Linked DNA regions of Homo sapiens: region 1 is linked to region 2. Evidence: chromatin loops called from intact Hi-C (ENCODE). Cell type or tissue: PC-9. All regions are shown on one strand. Links, peaks and the distances in the headings refer to the core of each region. The heading gives the core; the rest is flanking DNA. Region 1 has its middle 14 kb from the start of MIR4776-1. Region 2 has its middle 63 kb from the start of MIR4776-1.

Region 1 (5,392 bases), core at 287-5,286, 49 kb after region 2:
GGGAGGGTTGAAAAACTACCTACTGGGTGCTATGCTCACTTCCTGGGTGACGGGTTCAATTACACTCCAAACCTCACATTACACAATAAAGGTTTGTAACAAACCTGCACATGCCTTCCCAGAATCTAAAATAAAAGTTGAAAAAAAAAAGATTAAGTCCACTAATTTGTCAATGTGGATATGAAAGTAAGTAGCCACATGATTAAAACTCATTTCAACTTGTTTATTGCATTTATAATTGATTCTCATTATTTGCAGGTTCTGTGTTTGTGAATTCACCTACTCACAAAAATCTATTTGTAACCCCAGAATCAATACTAGCAGTGTTTTGTGTTCTTTCACGAACATGCATAGAGCAGGGACAAATTTAATCACGTCCCAGCTGAGGTAGAACAAAACCATGCTCTGCCTTCCTGGTTCAGCTCTCATATTGTAAACAAGTGGCCTTTTTTCAGTCTATTTATTGTCACCTGTTTCTGCATTTTTGTGCTTTTTGTTGTGTTTCACAGTTTAAAATGAACCCCAAGCACGGTGCTGAAGTGCTGTCTAGAGTTCCTAAGGCTGTGATGTGCCTTAGGGAGAAAATATATGTATTAGATAAGCTTCAATCACCCATAAATTACAGTGCTGTCAGCTCTAAGTTCAATGTTAATGAATCAACAATAATACTAAATGTGTCTTTAAATGGAAACACACATAAAAGAAGGTTATGTATTCATCAGTTAATGAAATTGTGACAAGGCACAGAAGAACCTGACCCTGTATTTCCCTTAGGGGGAATGGTTTAGTATTTGCAGCAATTTTATAGGATGTAACAATTGCAAATTATGAGAATTGATTGTATATTTCATATTTGATATTTTCATCATCTTCAGAAAGGATCAGATGGAAAGTTTAGAAGACATTAATATGTAGGGTTTCTTTAAAAATGAAATACTATATTATTACCATATATATTATGCTCACCATATCCTTTTCTTATGATGATTTTTAATTCCTTTTTTAAAAAATCTTTCTCCTAGTTAGAGAGACTTTTTAGTTAGTATTAATAATTATTTCTTACTATTGATAGGGTGCCACTAACAATATTTCTTAACATAAATCTCAAAGGAAAGGGGCTTTCTCAGAAGTCCTGGGAAGTTAGTTGGTGGCTGCGCCCACCTGCCCACATATGACTACTCTGCAGTGCTCCAAGAGGGGCTCATGACTTATCGGATGACAGCACAACTTCATGCCACAGAAAGAAGAGGATGCCCTTTAAAGGTAAATGCATCCAAATTCCAGCTTTACCAATTCAGGCTCATATAACCGAGAATGAGTTGTTTACCTTTCTGAGCTTTTCTGTCTCTCTTAATCTGTAAAATGAAGATACTGAAACCAACTTACCAAGGCAACCTTTTTCTTTACTAAAACCAAATCTAGAAACTCAAAATGTAGTCATGAAAGAAAAAGCTTTGTGGTAAGATAGGTGCGAAATCCAGCTGCTTTGGCATTTCCCCCAATTTTATCTTTCTGTGGGGCTGTCACACTTTTACTACCAGTGCTAGCATTGTGAGGGGTCCTCCAGTCTGGCTGTTCTCCTTAACTGATTTAAAGACCGTTACTCCCCCTTGTTTCTCTTTAGCACAACCAAGGCAGGCAGAAATCTCCCAGAGGCCTTCACTAACTATTAAGGGAGACAAAGTGTCAGGACATTGTGGAGGAAGCCCCTCTGGGGTGGTTCATTTGATGGCATCTCCCATGTGGAACAAGGCTAGAAACTAGAATGTAAAAAGTCCAGGGAAATAGAATAGGCATGCAAGGCCTGCACTATACTCTTCAAAACGGCATTTGGAGTAAGAAAGGCAGATTTTATCAGGGCAGAGTTCTACTCAGGAGTAGTTGAATCAGAAATCTGCAGTGTGTAAACCAGACTTCTGTTATTCTTTCTGTCTTTCCTATATTTGCATCCTTGCTGTTTTTATCATTTAATAAAGTCGTTTTAAAAGCAGCAACCTATAAAAAGCACAGTTCAGTTGTACTAAGGAACTCAATTTGGGATTTCTGACTACGTTTTAGCCCTAGTTTTAAAAGGTGTATAGCTAGAGATGGGATGTAAATATAGTATCAAGGGTAGAAAAACTAATGAGCAACACCCAGGATATTTGGAGAAATAGAGTTTGGTTATTTGGTCAGGCTTAATCCCCCATAGGAAGAATACCAAAGTGGTTGGCACAAGGGCTGACTATGACAATATATTAACTATGTCGTAACAAAATACCTCCAGAAGGGGCTGTTTTATATTTTGACAACTACAAACACACATGCTAAAATTAGATAATATTTTTTAAACTTTTTTATAAGAAACTTACCAAAGTTTTACTAGTAAAGGAAGAGTGATGTGCTCATTTTTAAAAATTGTATTCAGTAATTCCACTTATTCAACCCAAAGCATATCATGTAATATAATCACATAATTTTCTTATGAAATCTATAGTAGGAATAATTGCCCCTGTTTTACTGAAGGCAAAGAGATGTCATGTGTATATTTTTAAATCATGGGTAGATTTAAAACTAAGACTGGAAAGTTTTGGCTCCTATACACACTCAGTGCTAATAAAACTGGTTGGACGAATTAATGTTATTGACTGAATTTTACTGCTCCCTAAAACATGTCACATTTCATGATTTTTAGGTCTTAGAAAATCTTCTCAGAGCTCACTGCAAGACAATAAAGAAAAACACTTCTGTAAATAGTGTTAAATGACACGTGGGGCCAGCAAAATCAGGGAAAAGGGAATCATGGCCTCCAGTTTATTTCCTGATTCAAGAAATGACTCACTGTGTAACTTTGTAAATGTTGCTTAACCTTTTAGCATTCCAGTTTCTGCAGCTGAAAAACAGGGATAATATTTGTCTACCATACAATGGTAAATGCTCTGGAAATAAAAAAAAATTAATCTTGTATCAAGGGACAGTAAAGCTGGTTTTTCATGTACTTGAGATATCACTGACACATTCACAAAGCAGTTTCTGCCAAAGTTGTATGGTTAATGCTTCCAGATCACCTCCCTAAACACCACATTGTGCACTGAACTCTTTTTATCCCGCCTTGAATCAGAATTGTGATCGCCGTGGGGTGTGTTCTACATGACTGATAGGCTGCATTATGCAGGATGTATCACCCGCCCGTGCCAGAGTGCTTTCTGCCTGGTTGTCAGGGAAGACAAGAGTCAACAGAAGGAAAAAGATCCATACAGTGGGAATACACTTTCTCCCTGAATTTTGATCCTGGAATATATGACTAAAAAGACGAAAGAGCTCCTTTCATTTGCGGTCTTCCTGCCACAAGATACAACTGTTCTGTTTCCCTCATATTCTGGATACCATAATTAAGGGAAAACATCTCCGTTTCCTTTCTTATGCTTTGCTTATTATCTTCTTCCCATCCTTATACATTTTTTTTAAGGATAGTTATGTAAGATGATTGACTCAGGCTCTTTCAATATCTGTTGCTTGACATATGAATATCTTTCCCCATTATTCTCATCAGTGGCAATAATTACAGCTATTAAACTAAAGTCTCTGTGTCACTTCAAATGGCTTTCTTCTAATGTCATCTATTGCTGATATGGAGCTGTGCTTTCATGTGACAAATTCCAATATACCTTAACCAGGTAGGAACAGAATGTTATTACAGCAAAGATTTAACAAGCAGGCAGTATCAAACTACATGACTCTGTTTTTGCTAAAGTTCTCCTTCTACCAGAATCGTTATAAGATCCACACCCAAAAAAAGGGCAATGGAGCTGACACGCAGGACTGGAGAAAAACAGGACTCCAAATTGAGAAGGGGTGAGGAGGAACAGGGCTAGTTGGAAAACAACTGAGATTTTGCATTGAGAAAACAAAGCATGTTTTTCTAAATGTAAACACTTTGAGAGGAAAAAATAATGTGACTTTTCTCAAACACCATGTGTCCATTTAAACACAAAAGGACACTTTCTAACTTTGTATGGAGCTGCGATTTATTGCCACTGCTTTCAGCGCTCAGTGACTGCCCTCCTCTGTTAAGTGATAGTTGGATCTTTTTCTTTGGTTTTACTGCCCATCACTGCACATCAGAAGAGACATTAACGTTCACATTCGAGTGTCAAGTCTGGATGTCTCAGCATAAACCGTAAATCAGTATACAACTAGAAGTAAATAAAATGGGAAGGCTAGTGTGGATTGGGTATGATATCAAAATGTTTATTTACTGATACATTGTATAATCTACTCAGAACACTTAGACAAAGCTTCAAGTACAATTTTGTTCCATGTCAGCATTTTCTAGCCTGCTTTCCTTAAAACATGAGATATTATTTGCCATTGCCAAAATAGTTTCACGTTTGAGAGTTGCTGCTTACTATATACATCTCTCTCTCAGAAACTCATAATATACATTTGCCAAATTTTGCAGAAAGCAGTAATTTCTTTACTCAGTCTTCCCCAGAATTACTTAACCAAAGAAACACTCTTTATAGATTTATTTTTTGGGAGAATATCTAACAGAAGTTCTCAGACCCTAAGACACAGTTTGGAAAATACTATACTGTACTTGTATTTTCCAGCCCCTTTAATGGGGACTTGAAGTTCTGACTCTACTCTTTTATCAATGATTCCTTCGACATATTCTAAAATGTATATTTATATTTTAAACACAACTAACTTCCCTATTAGCAGAGACCTATTTTAGGTGTGACCTGGGAAAGGATTAACTGCAATTCCTTTTTCTTCTGAATCTTCCTTTAGAGAATTTGTGGGCAAGCAGCTTCCTCATTTTGGTGGTGAGCAAGCATAAGGTATTTGTTTAATTGAATCAGAGTAGACTAATGTCAGAAACTTCTGTTTCCTACAATATATTCAAAAGGGCAAAAATAAAGAGTTGGTTTGATTATTTTTTCTTTTCTTTTATGTATTCTGTTTCAAGAGCACCTGCCAACGATAAAAAGATGGACGGACAGTGAGGTGTTTTATCTGTTTATCACATGTTTATCTGCCAGTCCAAGTCCTTTGAATGCTGAACTGTTCCAACTGCACAGGTGTCTAAAGATGTGAATTAGAAATGAGTTTAGGCAGCAGATGCTGGAATGTCGTTGAACAGTTCGCTTGAAGAAAACAAAAATAAAAGTATACAAAGTTCATAATACTTTCCTTGGTGAATATTAGGATTTTTGTTTTCATTTTCTCTATGCCTTCCCCCCAATTCCACTCTCTCCCTGTTTCCATGTAATCTGAGTTTCTCTTTTTAGCTTTTCTGGTAAGTATGATTTTGCCTCCACTTTCTCAGATATCATCATAGTATCATAAAGTCTTGAAAGGCTTACTTTCATAGACATTTTTCTCCCCACAACTCAAATCTTTCCTTCCA
Region 2 (5,392 bases), core at 270-5,269:
AAAGAAGACATTTATGCAGCCAAAGACACATGAAAAAATGCTCATCATCACTGGCCATCAGAGAAATGCAAATCAAAACCACAATAAGATACCATCTCACACCAGTTAGAATAGCGATCATTAACAAGTCAGGAAACAACAGGTGCTGGAAAGGATGTGGAGAAATAGGAACACTTTTACACTGTTGGTGGGACTGTAAACTAGTTCAACCAATGTGGAAGACAGTGTGGCGATTCCTCAAGGATCTAGAACTAGAAATACCATTTGACCCAGCCACGTCATTACTGGGTATATACCCAAAGGATTATAAATCATGCTGCTATAAAGACACATGCACACATATGTTTATTGCAGCACTATTCACAACAGCAAAGACTTGGAACCAACCCAAATGTCCATCAATGATAGACTGGATTAGGAAAATGTGGCACATATACACCACGGAATACTATGCAGCCATAAAAAAGGATGAGTTTGTGTCCTATGTAGGGACATGGATGAAGCTGGAAACCATCATTCTCAGCAAACTATCACAAGGACAGAAAACCAAACACCGCATGTTCTCACTCATAGGTGGGAATTGAACAATGAGAACACTTGGACACAGGAAGGGTAACATCACACACCGGGGCCTGTCGTGGGGTGGGGAGAGTAGGGAGGGATAGCATTAGGAGATATAGCTAATGTAAATGATGAGTTAATGGGTGCAGCACACCAACATGGCACATGTATACATATATAACAAACCTACACATTTTACACATGTACCCTAGAACTTAAAGTATAGTAAAAGTAAATAATAAATAAAGTTTTTATTCTAATTTATTCATTTGACGTTTTCCAAATTATAAAACCAATATCTAACTGTGGTAACAAGATAAACAATATAAAGAGGGTTTATAAAATTATTTTTATCTTTTCTCACTTAATTTCCTCTCCTACACACACATACACACCCTATACACGCACTCACCCATATACACCTGTGCATATACAGCCACATATACACACAGAAGGCTTTGGTTTCCTTTAAATAAAACATCAAAATGGCATCATATTCTCTTACCCTGGGTGTCCTTTTATTCAGTTAACAATATATTATGGCCACCCAAAAATATGTAGGAATTAACTAAACTCTGTTTTTTCTAATAAATAATATGTGAACACAAAATAACATATCCTCATATGCACACATATAATATTATATATAAATAGAACTATATTGTATTATTTTAAAAGGTAGTCATTTTCTTTATTCTTCACTCCACTGTCCTCTTATCCTTCTGTCAACCTGTACACTGCCGTATCCTCTAATCTGCATCTGCTCTGGCAAAACCAAGATAAGTAGTTAATAATTCAGGTGGATGTTTTATATCATTAATGCTCTAATCATTTAGTTATATATTAAGAGTGATGGAACAGGCCCTGGGGTGCCTGTAAAGAACAATCTTAAATACTGGAGTTGAAAATACAGGGCATTTACTTGTTTGTGGTGTTGTTTAAAAGAAAATTCAAACCTATTATAATGTAATGTGACTTGACACCTTGTTTTTGTCTCTGATCATGGAAAACTCTGAGTAAACTGTAACCGTTCTAATTCATTTCTCTTGGTGGCTGCATGATATTCCAAGGTGTGAAGTTTTGGTTTGAGAACTTTACTATTTTGAATAATGCTGTTTTAAACATTCTTCTACATCTACCCTTTCATATTTATGGGTGAGTTTCCTATGGGTTATATTACTAGATCAAAGGGAATTTTAAATTTTCATAGATTTTCCCAGATTGTTATTTCAAAGAGGTTATAGCAACACTTTCACTATCAATGCATAGAAGAATACTTTTCTGCAAATCTCTATGAAAAATGGCTAATACATTTTTAAATGTTCCAGTTGGCTGTGTATAAAATCATATAATTGTCATTTTAATTTTAATTTCCCTGTTTACTTGGAAGTCTAGGAACCTTTTCATATGTTAACAGGTCACTGGCACTTGCCCTTTTGTAAAAACTCTAGTCATATATTTTGCTCATATTTCCACCTAGTTATTTATATATTTTCCACTTTTATTACTTTTTAAGAATTCTTTTTCTATTATGGCTCAATTTTCCCAAATCTATCACTTGACTTTTACTTTATGTTGAATTCTTGCTCAGAGAGCTCATATAGTGCTCATTAGGGTCATTCACTGGTTCCTTGTTTTATCTATTTGGAGAGGTCATAGTTCCTCCTTGTTTGCTGTTGTTTCTTGTGGGTGTACATTTATGTATTTGCATTGAATGATTAGTTACTGATTCCAGTCTTTTCTGTCTGGCTTGTTTTGTTTTATAATTGGACACATTTTGTTAGAGTCTTTGTAATTTACCTGATGAATTCCTTTTCTTTTTTCCCCACTAGGTTGCTGCCTCTTTTTTGGCACTAGATGGCGCCTGAAAGCCAGCTTTGCCTGTGCTCTAGCAAACAGAACGCTGCCTGACCTGAATCGGGTGGGTCCCAAACAGATAGTATCCTGGCTGTGTGGGAAGACTGGTTCATGCGCAGAGGACCTGTGTAAAGTACTTCCTACAGGGTGATGCTGCTGAACAACCACTCTGCTTTGGCGTCTCCTTTGGCTGAGCTACAGAGCAGAGTTTCCCTGGCTGAGGATGGTAGTCCCATCTCCACATTTTGTCTCTGCCTATCCTAAGGAATATTTTTCCTTTCAGGCACTAGGAAAGCTTTGCTGTGTTGAAGCAGGGACAGATATCCTGCCAGGGAACCCAAGATGATGGGGAAACTGGCCATCTGCCATGACCTCACTTTTTCTAGTGTAGAAACCATGAGTTAGAGGCAGACTTCCCATGTGCTTGGTGCCAAGCTGACTGATGGGAGGGGCATCACAGGTATGGAAGTCCAATTCCCTTATCATTTGCTCAACGTTTTTTCACTTACTTGTGGCCCTGGAAACTGTCTCATCTTTATATTTGAATTCTGGGATAATGCTGGTGATAATCTCAGTGCTGTTTATTTGGTTTTGGTTTTTCTGTTGTGGGTGGGGGTGCGTAGTGAAGCCAGATTGATTCTGTGCTGCCATTTTGAAAACAAAAACTGACTTTAAGCTATTTGCTGTACATTTTAAGTGCTTATATTAGCCAAATCAACTACAAAAAAGTTTACTCAAGTAATTGAATAACAGTTTCCAAAAAAGAATTTTTTAAAAAAATCTTACCAACAAGATATTTGGATGTGAAATTCTAAGATAGTTCCTTGGCTTAGAGGGAACATCATGGATTCATCCCCTTTCCATTCATCCTTTTGCTCTTTCATCTAAGTGTTTTAGCTTTTTATCCTAAGCCTAAATATTGACTGTTAGACATAAGATAGCTTCTAAGATACAAACATGGTGTTTTCACATGGTTGTGTTCAAAGGTAGAAAGCAGAGGTACTGGGGCAGTGAGAAAGCTCTCTCTTTCTCTTATTTTATTTTATTTTATTTTATATTTTATTTTATTTTATTTTATTTTATTTATTTTATTTTATTTATTTTATTTTATTTTATTTTATTTTATTTATTTTATCTTATTTTTGAGTCAGAGTCTCTCTCTGCTATGCAGCCTAGAGTATAGTGGTACAATCTCAGCTCACTGCAACCTCTACCTCCTGGGTTCGAGAAATTCTTGTGCGCCTCAGCCTCCAGAGTAGCTGGGATTACATAGGTGTGTGTGCCCTCACATACGGCTATTTTTTTTTTTTTTTTTTTGAGACGGAGTCACACTCTCTCACCCAGGCTGAAGTGCAGTGGCATGATCTCGGCTCACTGCAACCTCCTCCTCCCAGGTTCCAGTGATTCTCCTGCCTCAGTCTCCTTAGTAGCTGGGACTACAGGCGTGTGCCACCACATCGGGCTATTTTTTTTTTGAATTTTTAGTAGAGACAGGGTTTCACCGTGTTGGCTAGGCTGGTCTCAAACTCCTGGCCTGAAATGATCTGCCCACCTTGGCCTCCCAAAGTGCTGGAATTACAGATGTAAGCCACCACACCCTGCCCAAGAAAGTTCTCCTTACAAAAGAAGGGAATAGCCCTTGGATGAGCCATGTGTTTTCCACAGCCAAATACATACTTTTCTTCATAGCTTCTAGATTTCTTACATTATTTAAAAGGGTTTCTTCTACCTATAGATAGTACATTTAATCTCCCAATTTTTCGTTGTCTTATGTTTTATATTTAGGTCTCTGTTCTATCTAAAATTTATTTCTTATATCATTTGGATAAAAAAATTCAAAGAAATTTAATTTTGTTTTCCTTCAGGAGTAAAGCCAGTTTTGTCTGCACTCTTTATTAAATAAACCGGCTTTCCTCACTGAAGAAAAATACCAGCATTGTCATCTATTTAATGTTTGTGTATTCTGGAGGATTTTGAGTCCTCCCTTCTCCTGGCCTGATTTTATATCATGGGCTAATTCATTATTTATTTTATTTACTTTAAAATATTTTTATTTTCATGTAAGTCAAATGTTTTCCCACCATTCTTCACTCTTTCTTGGCTGTCATCAAATGTATTGTTATATAGGAATCTTAAGCTCATTATATTCAATTTGAAAATGAACAAACCAAATGCTAATGTTATTCTGATGGGATGAAAATGCATTAAATTTATGCATCACTTTTGTGGAGATTGACATTTTAAAGATATTAACTCTTCTCATCTTAGAATATAGTCAAGGTTATCATTTGTCTTTTATGTCCTTTGTCAATTTTTTTTTTAGTTTTCTCTATTTTGGGGGGTTGATCTTAAGTTTATTTTTAAGATTTTTATAGGTCTAATTACTGTTGTGAAGGAATAGTCATATTATGAGGAAATTACATATTTCTATTTCTAAGAAAACACTTTTTTTATATTTGTTTCTTATGCAGATACCATGCCACATTTTTTCTAAGAAGCTTTTACATATAATTTGAATTTTCAAATGCACAATTTTTCCACCAATAGCCTTTATATCAATTACTTCACTTTATTAACTTATTGCATTCCCTCGAATCTCCCAATGTTGCAGTGGTAATAACAGGTATCCCTGTGTAATATCTGATTTTAATTGAAATACTTTTCTTGTTTAACAACTCAGAATAATCACTAGATATTGGATTTGGGGAAACCAATATCTTATTTATGCAGTTTCCTTCTTATTTCACTTATATTTTTGTTAGAAATGGCTATTTGATTGTCTGAAATACTTATTAGCATTTAATGGTTTAGTCATATGGTTCCCTTTAAACAAAATTATGTAATAAATGATGTTGATTGATTTCCAGATATTGAACCATCCTTGTATTCTTAAAATAAAATCTACTTAGTTTTCAATATATTTCTAGATTCTATTTGTAAATATTTTCTTTAGAATTTTTGCATCTATATTTGC

Evidence for each region. Peaks named below come from ENCODE experiments on the same cell type or tissue, not always from the same donor. Only the 100,000 strongest peaks of a DNase experiment are listed, where the experiment ranks them.
Region 1: it touches region 2 in a loop (3-fold over the local background); 2 of 110 quality-filtered maps call a loop at or near these places.

The regions. Positions count from the first base shown.
Region 1 is chr2:212,909,800-212,915,191 of GRCh38, forward strand. No RefSeq gene overlaps it. Among named protein-coding and RNA genes, the nearest start is that of MIR4776-1, 14 kb to the right of the region's middle. In PC-9, for the core only: no CTCF peak of the experiment used is centred there; DNase peaks (open chromatin) are centred at 2,932 and 4,792; H3K4me3 peaks cover 2,174 bases; H3K27ac peaks cover 4,969 bases.
Region 2 is chr2:212,860,913-212,866,304 of GRCh38, forward strand. No RefSeq gene overlaps it. Among named protein-coding and RNA genes, the nearest start is that of MIR4776-1, 63 kb to the right of the region's middle. RefSeq lists an enhancer at 2,273-2,567. In PC-9, for the core only: CTCF peaks have their summits at 2,459 (motif pointing right) and 2,658; a DNase peak (open chromatin) is centred at 2,469.